Linked DNA regions of Homo sapiens: region 1 is linked to region 2. A link is a contact called in ENCODE Hi-C or POLR2A ChIA-PET data. All regions are on one chromosome and are shown on one strand. The core of a region is the stretch at or near the end of the contact, and the rest is flanking DNA. Distances in the headings are between cores, read along the strand shown. Region 1 holds the start of HERC6 (HECT and RLD domain containing E3 ubiquitin protein ligase family member 6). Region 2 holds the start of PKD2 (polycystin 2, transient receptor potential cation channel).

The links. Hi-C counts contacts between places; a loop is a spot of excess contacts on that map. ChIA-PET counts read pairs that join two places held with the same protein, here RNA polymerase II (POLR2A). Pooled maps may share reads with other maps.
Region 1: a loop to region 2 is called in a map of dorsolateral prefrontal cortex, with 3 times the contacts of the local background. The contact joins the promoter of HERC6 here to the promoter of PKD2 in region 2. A Hi-C loop is called at or near these places in 3 of 168 maps with a recorded cell type or tissue (dorsolateral prefrontal cortex and naive thymus-derived CD4-positive, alpha-beta T cell), 6 of 37 single-sample maps with no recorded cell type and 10 of 50 pooled maps. POLR2A ChIA-PET finds 5 or more read pairs at or near these places in 1 of 52 experiments (GM12878).

Annotation. Positions count from the first base shown.
Region 1 is chr4:88,376,804-88,380,506 of GRCh38, forward strand. HERC6 (HECT and RLD domain containing E3 ubiquitin protein ligase family member 6) reads left to right here and starts at 2,049. Exons shown (of 23, transcript NM_017912.4): 1 at 2,049-2,317. The coding sequence starts at 2,119. RefSeq lists a silencer at 2,272-2,461 and an enhancer at 2,472-2,801.
Region 2 is chr4:88,006,230-88,010,116 of GRCh38, forward strand. It overlaps PKD2 (polycystin 2, transient receptor potential cation channel), which reads left to right and starts at 1,406. Exons shown (of 15, transcript NM_000297.4): 1 at 1,406-2,099. The coding sequence starts at 1,505. RefSeq lists silencers at 1,169-2,098, 2,149-2,288.

The DNA.
Region 1 (3,703 bases), core at 799-3,298, 370 kb after region 2:
AATTGAAATTACATAAATAGGTTCTGTAATAGTTTCTTTTAAAAAAAAATCAATAATGCTGATGATGGCTAACATTATCAAAGTTACCAAATCTAAAAACCAGTGCTCAGCGGGACATGGTGGCCTATAATCACAGCACTTTGGAAGGCTGAGGTAGGCAGATCATCTGAGGTCAGGAGTTCAAGACCAGCCTGGGCAACATGATGAAACCCCATCTCTTCAAAAAATACAAAAGTTAGCTGGGCGTAGTGGCACGTGCCTGTAGTCCCGCTACTTGGGAGGCTAAGGCGGGAGGATTGCTTGAACCTGGGAGGCGGAGGTTGCTGTGAGTTGAGATCACGCCATTGCACTCCAGCCTGGGCATCAAGAGCGGAAACTCTATCTCAAACAAACAAACAAATAAATAAATAAAAATCAGTGCTCAATCCTTACCTTGCTCCACAAGAAATTGACAGAGTTGATCCTTCCTTTATTCGTTACTTGCTCTGTCTATAACTCCTCCTCCTGGTTTTCCTCCTATGATCAGTCCTCTAGCCTCTGCTATACTGTCACCACATTCACCCCCTGGGTGTTCTCATTCAGCCATCTGGCTTTAAGCATCACCTCTACACTGATGGCTCCCAATTTTCTGACTACACCCAAGCTTCTCTCTACAACTCCAAAACAGTTTATCCTATTGCCTTCTTGATTAACAAGCATCTTACAGTTATCATTACCAATCTGTATTCCAGACACACATAGCTTAAACCTGCACCTTCCTCAGGGTTTCCCAGTCCAGTAGAGTTTACCTTGGAGTAACCCCTAAAGCCAACCCTGGAGTAATCCCTAATCCCTTTTCTTCTTTCCCCCCAATTTCTAATCCATCATCAAATCTGTGGACTCTTACTTTCAAAACATGTCTTGAATCTAATAACTTCTCCTCTCTTCCCTTCTAGGATATCACCTGACCTGAACTCTGAAGTAGTCTCTGCTAACTGGCTTTCTGCTTCCATTTTTGTCCTATTATTTTTCACACAGCAGCCAGATGAATCTTTAAAAACTGAAGTCAGATCATGGCTCTTCTCTATTCAAAACCTTCCAACTGCTTCTTTTCATCCTCTGCCCTCAGGTGTGATCACGACTCATTCCCTCATTTCCCATGTCCCCTCAGCTCTCTGCACAAATATCACTTCATCAGAGAGATCTTCCCTAATATCATCTCAAATACCAGTGCCTTCCGCCTCCACCCTCTGGTTCCTGTTGTATTTTTCGTTGCCCCTTGATATTACACTATGTGTTTATCTGTTTATGTTCTCTTTCCCTCAGGAGAATGTAAACGCATCAAGAGGATCTTGTCTTTCACTAATTGTATTTTCAGGCGGGGCCCAGAGGCTCACGCCTGTAATCCCTGCACTTTGGAAAGCTGAGGGGTGGATCACTTGAGGTCAGGAGTTCGAGACCAGCCTGGCCAACATGGTGAAACCCCATCTTTACTAAAAATACAAAAATTAAGTCGGGCGTCGTGGCGCATGCCTGTAATCCCACCTACTCGGGAGGCCGAGGCAAGAGAATCAGCTTGAACCCGTGAGGTGGAGGTTGCAGTGAGCCGAGATGGTGCCACTGCACTCCAGCCTGAGCAGCAGAGCGACACTCCATCTCAAACAAACAAACAAACAAACAAACAAAAAACAAACATATTTTCAATGCCAAAAAAGGTCTGGAATGAGGTGGGCACTCAGATGCTTTATTAACCACTCTAGGTATTATTCTAACACTTTATGTGCCTATTAAATTATCCCGACATATTAGATTTGCTGAATTGCAGTCCATATTTCGTAGATATGATAGCTGAAGCACGGAATCATTAGGTAACTTGCCCAAAGTGGCATTCACGACTCATAAATGGCTTAGGATGTAAACTCAGTTTTATTCCCTGGGACGCCCTCTCTGCTCTTCAGCACTTGAAGTTCAGGCAGCGAGAGTTGACATGGGGCCAGGGCTGCGCCCCTGGGGCGGGTTGAAGACAGGGTGAGTCTCTTGATATTCAGGAAATCATCGCGCACCCAGTCACCAGCGTTCGGGAGCCTGTCGCAGCGGGACCGACGGAATCCGGAGCAGGCGACAGGGCGCAGAAGCGGGATGTACTTCTGTTGGGGCGCCGACTCCAGGGAGCTGCAGCGCCGGAGGACGGCGGGCAGCCCCGGGGCTGAGCTACTGCAGGCGGCCAGCGGGGAGCGCCACTCTCTGCTGCTGCTGACCAACCACAGGGTCCTCTCGTGCGGAGACAACAGCAGGGGTCAGCTGGGCCGCAGGGGCGCGCAGCGCGGGGAGCTGCCAGGTGAGCGGGGGGCCCCAGGTGCAGGGTGTGAGGACCCCAGTACATGGGCGCGGGGGCTTGGGTACCGGGCGCAGGGAACCGGGTGCGGAGCGCTGGGACCCGGGTGAGGGGCGCGGGGGCCCAGGTGCAGGGAGCGGCTCAGATGCTGGGCGCCGCGGGCCAGGCAGGGAGGGGTGCTGGGAGCCTTGGATTCCTCGGGGCCCGAAGAGCCACAGGAACCAGGAAAATGGTGCCCTGTGCTACCGAAGAGCAACTTCCTCAGTTTCGTTTTCCCAACGCCCCTCGGATTTGTTTCGGTTTCCAATTCAAGTTCAAAGCGAAACTGAGAGCCGAAACTAACCTGGTCAGCGCTGCTCTGGAAAGAGATGTGGTCCCTCCGGCTTGCCTTGCAGATAAATCCTCGCCTGCGCGGTTCTACCTGGAGAAGGCAGCCTGACCTTACAAACGTGGTTTGTGGGTCAGACACCTGTATCTCCCTTAGAAATACACTGGGGCATTAAAAAATATATATATATAAAAATATATATATAAAATATATAAATATATATAATATATAAATATATACAAATATATAATATATAAATATATAATATATAAATATATATAATATATAAATATATAAATATATAACATATAAATATATATAATATATAAATATATATATAACATATAAATATATATAATATATAAATATATATATAACATATAAATATATATAATATATAAATATATATATAGCATATAAATATATATAATATATAAATATATATATAATATATAAATATATATAATATATAAATATATATAATATATAAATATATATATAATATATAAATATATATAATATATAAATATATATAATATATAAATATATATATAATATATAAATATATATAATATATAAATATATATAATATATAAATATATATATAATATATAAATATATATAATATATAAATATATATAATATATAAATATATATATAATATATAAATATATATAATATATAAATATATATAATATATAAATATATATAATATATAAATATATATATAATATATAAATATATATATAATATAAATATATATATAATATATAAATATATAATATATAAATATATATAATATATAAATATATAATATATAAATATATATAATATATAAATATATAATATATAAATATATATATAATATATAAATATATATATAATATATAAATATATATATAATATAAATATATATATAATATATAAATATATATATATAATATATAAATATATATATATAATATATAAATATATATATATACACATAATAGGCCGGACGCGGTGGCTTACGCCTGTGATCCCAGCACTTTGGGAGGCCGAGGCGGGCGGAGCACGAGGTC
Region 2 (3,887 bases), core at 156-2,655:
CAGTGGCCCGATCTTGGCTCACTACATCCTCTGCCTCCCGGGCTCAAGCGATCCTCCCACCTCAGCGTCCCTAATAGCTGGGACCAAAGGCACACACCGCAAAGCCTGGCTAATTTTTGTATTTTTTGTAGAGACAAGGTGAGCAAATAAATTTCTGTTAAGCCACCCAGTCTCTGGTACTTTGTTATGGCAGCCCTAACAAACAAATACAGGAGCAGATTATGAGAATTTACTAAACCAAACCACAGAAATTAAATTTTATCCTTTCAGCTGCCAGAAGCCCACAGAGGTGTCTAAGCATCAACGTGACAAATAAGCAGCTTTGGTTCTGCAATATAACCTGGAAATAGTGAGGACACCGACGTGGAGAATAGAGATGGGAGTTGACAGGGATCAATTGTTCTAATGCGGAATAATGCAAGACATAAGATCAAGCCAGCAGGAGTGAGAAACAGAGATCATATCAGGGTGATATCTGTGGGGCAAAAGTAACAAGAAGATAAGGTGTAGGCGGTGGAGGGTAAACCGCGAGGCTTCCATGAAGAAGAGTGGCCTGGGAAGTGAGGAGGACAGCGAAGCCCCAAACCTCACCTTGGGATACGGGAAGTGAAGCAGGTTCCAGAGAAGGGGACAAGATAATGACTTAGGGTAGGATAAATTTCAGACAATTGCAGAGCATCACATTAGATGTGTTCAGAAGAGTGGAAATAAAGTTCTGTGCCTAGGCCCTCATGCAGGATTCTGTTGCTAGAAGTCAGTGCTGGCCGCAGGGAGACCGGAGATCACAGTGGAGGCACCAGCGATCCGAGAGTCCTATGACGAATCCCTGGGATCCCCACAATGTGTGGAGACAGAAGCCAACCAAAGAGCGAGAAAGCATCTCCAAACCAGCAGAATCAGGGGCAGGAGGCCCGCCAAATGCACAGCAAGTCAGCCTTGGTAGTTTGCAAATGGAAAGATTTCTTTGACCCGCTGGAGACTTCAGCTCAGGCTGGATGTCGCTAATTCACACCATCTCACCAAAAGGTTCTTTCCCTGCCCTTTGGTGAATCGAGGCAGAAGTGGCTGGTGGATAACTGGGACCCAAGAGTTATCTCAGCGTCGGGCAGGCATCGACAGCTCCAGGAGCCCTTTCCCTGCAGGCGGGCTGGCGGGTGAGCGATTCCCTCCCTTCCCAGGCCTTCCCGGGAATGGAACGTGGGCGCCCGCGCCCGGGCTCCGGTTCCACTTGGAACGCGGACTCGGGAGCCGCCGGGCGAGCGCGCAGACCGCGGGGGCGGCTCCCTCGCACCTCCCCGCTCAGCGCGCCGCGGCGGATGGGCGAGGCGGGGCGAGGCCAGAGGGAGGCGGGCCAAAGGGGCGGGCGAGAGGACGCGGGACCGCGGGGAGGTCGGGGGCGGGGAGCAGGCGGCGGCGGGCGCCGGGAAGAAAGGAACATGGCTCCTGAGGCGCACAGCGCCGAGCGCGGCGCCGCGCACCCGCGCGCCGGACGCCAGTGACCGCGATGGTGAACTCCAGTCGCGTGCAGCCTCAGCAGCCCGGGGACGCCAAGCGGCCGCCCGCGCCCCGCGCGCCGGACCCGGGCCGGCTGATGGCTGGCTGCGCGGCCGTGGGCGCCAGCCTCGCCGCCCCGGGCGGCCTCTGCGAGCAGCGGGGCCTGGAGATCGAGATGCAGCGCATCCGGCAGGCGGCCGCGCGGGACCCCCCGGCCGGAGCCGCGGCCTCCCCTTCTCCTCCGCTCTCGTCGTGCTCCCGGCAGGCGTGGAGCCGCGATAACCCCGGCTTCGAGGCCGAGGAGGAGGAGGAGGAGGTGGAAGGGGAAGAAGGCGGAATGGTGGTGGAGATGGACGTAGAGTGGCGCCCGGGCAGCCGGAGGTCGGCCGCCTCCTCGGCCGTGAGCTCCGTGGGCGCGCGGAGCCGGGGGCTTGGGGGCTACCACGGCGCGGGCCACCCGAGCGGGAGGCGGCGCCGGCGAGAGGACCAGGGCCCGCCGTGCCCCAGCCCAGTCGGCGGCGGGGACCCGCTGCATCGCCACCTCCCCCTGGAAGGGCAGCCGCCCCGAGTGGCCTGGGCGGAGAGGCTGGTTCGCGGGCTGCGAGGTAAGAGCGCGCGACCCGCAGCGGCAGATGCACGAACCAGAACGGCCGGCGCCGGCCGGGGCCATCGCCCGCTGCGGCAGCTCCCCGGGCTCCATCTCGCATCCCCTCTGCGTTCCGCCTCCCTTGGAAGCGCATTCCCCACCTCCGCTAGTGCTGCCCTATTTCCGGTACCCAGCGCGGAATTCCACTGCTCTTTTGTTGGTGCATATTTATTGGATACCTCCTTCTTCAGGATATGTCACCATAGTCTTTTTTACTGAAAATTAGTGAAAGCCTAATTAGAGTGAAAGAGTACATCTGGGTTTTGTTTTTTTTTTTCTTGTAGAGGAAAAAATGAACATTACTTGTGTAACTGATGGTAGTTGCAACTGCATATTTGCCAATGTCACAAAATCTAAAGGAAAATGTTATAGTCACCCGTGGTTTCCTTCTTGCCTGGACACTCCATTGTCCCGGGCTGAAAAGGGTAGCAGTACAGTGCATATAATGTCAAGTTGTGGGAGGAGTGTGGCAGATTGTCATTGGTGCATTTTTTTGGTGATGTGTGTGGTTGTTTTGAGGAGTGGGAGCTGTTAAGAACACCACAAATAGAATAAAATAATATCGTGAAGTTATTTGGCCGTTTCTAATTCTAGACATTTTTCTAAAAACAGTTGCAAAGGAAAGATTACATTGTTTTAAAAAAATTTGAAGTATGTTTTTAAATAACTAAATTAATGTTCTTTGAAATTCCACCAAAATGATGAAGTCACCAGATAGCAGCTGATAAATGTGTCTGAGCCCAGTGCGCCCAGCTCTACAAAAGGCAGAAGAGGAATTTTCAAATTTGCCAGTGCCCAGTAAGAGGACATGAATTTTCTAGTACCAGAGGAAATTCTCTTTTTACAAATTTTGTCAGAGGTATCCTTGGGAAAGTATTTCATTTGCTTTTACCCTCCAAATTATTTTAATCTATATTTTTAAGAGTTTCCATTCTCAGTTGAGTTTTTCTTGTTCTTCTCCTTCTGTCAGTTTTGAAAGTCTTGCACAAAAACAATCCAGGTGTTGTTACAGCAGTGTGATTAAAACCAGGTCAGGCCTACACTGAAATCCCAGTTCCACCACTCATTAGCTGTACGACCTTGAGCAAGTTACTTATCCTCTCTGATACCCAATTTTTGGATTTTTTTTTTTTTTAAAGAGATGATCATAACGCTTAGGACTTGACTCTTTGGGAGAATTAAGTGAGTTAAGACATAAAATGTGCAGCATGTATTTGTCATGTTATTAGCGCTTCAGAAATATAAATGTAAACATTTTGGTACTTCGTTTATGGAGATTCTTATACTAGTTAATTTTATTAAAAGCATGATGGGGAACAGAAGATCCTTTTCGGATAACCTGTGTGAGTAAATTAATAAAACACTAACACTTTTTAAGATTCAAAACTGGATTAATTATGTTATTTTACACCATTTAAAATGTGCATTTAAAAAATATTCACTGAAGTGAGAGAGAAGTTCCTTTTAAGTTAATAAATAATGGTAAGTTGCATGATCCTTTTAACTCAGTTTAAGCATTTGATAACACCCCTAACCTTGTTTGAATAAACTCAATAACAGAATATAGAGAAATAAAATATATATTTCATATGAGTATGTATGTAAATTTATTTCTTTTAAAGGAAAATTTCAGGAAACAAAATGAATAAGCTCATAGTCATAAAACCTCTAGCCAAAGTGTGTCAATGGTCTGATTTGTAGGAGAGCAGACTCAGGAATCGGGAATTTTTTTTTTTTTTTTAAGAGT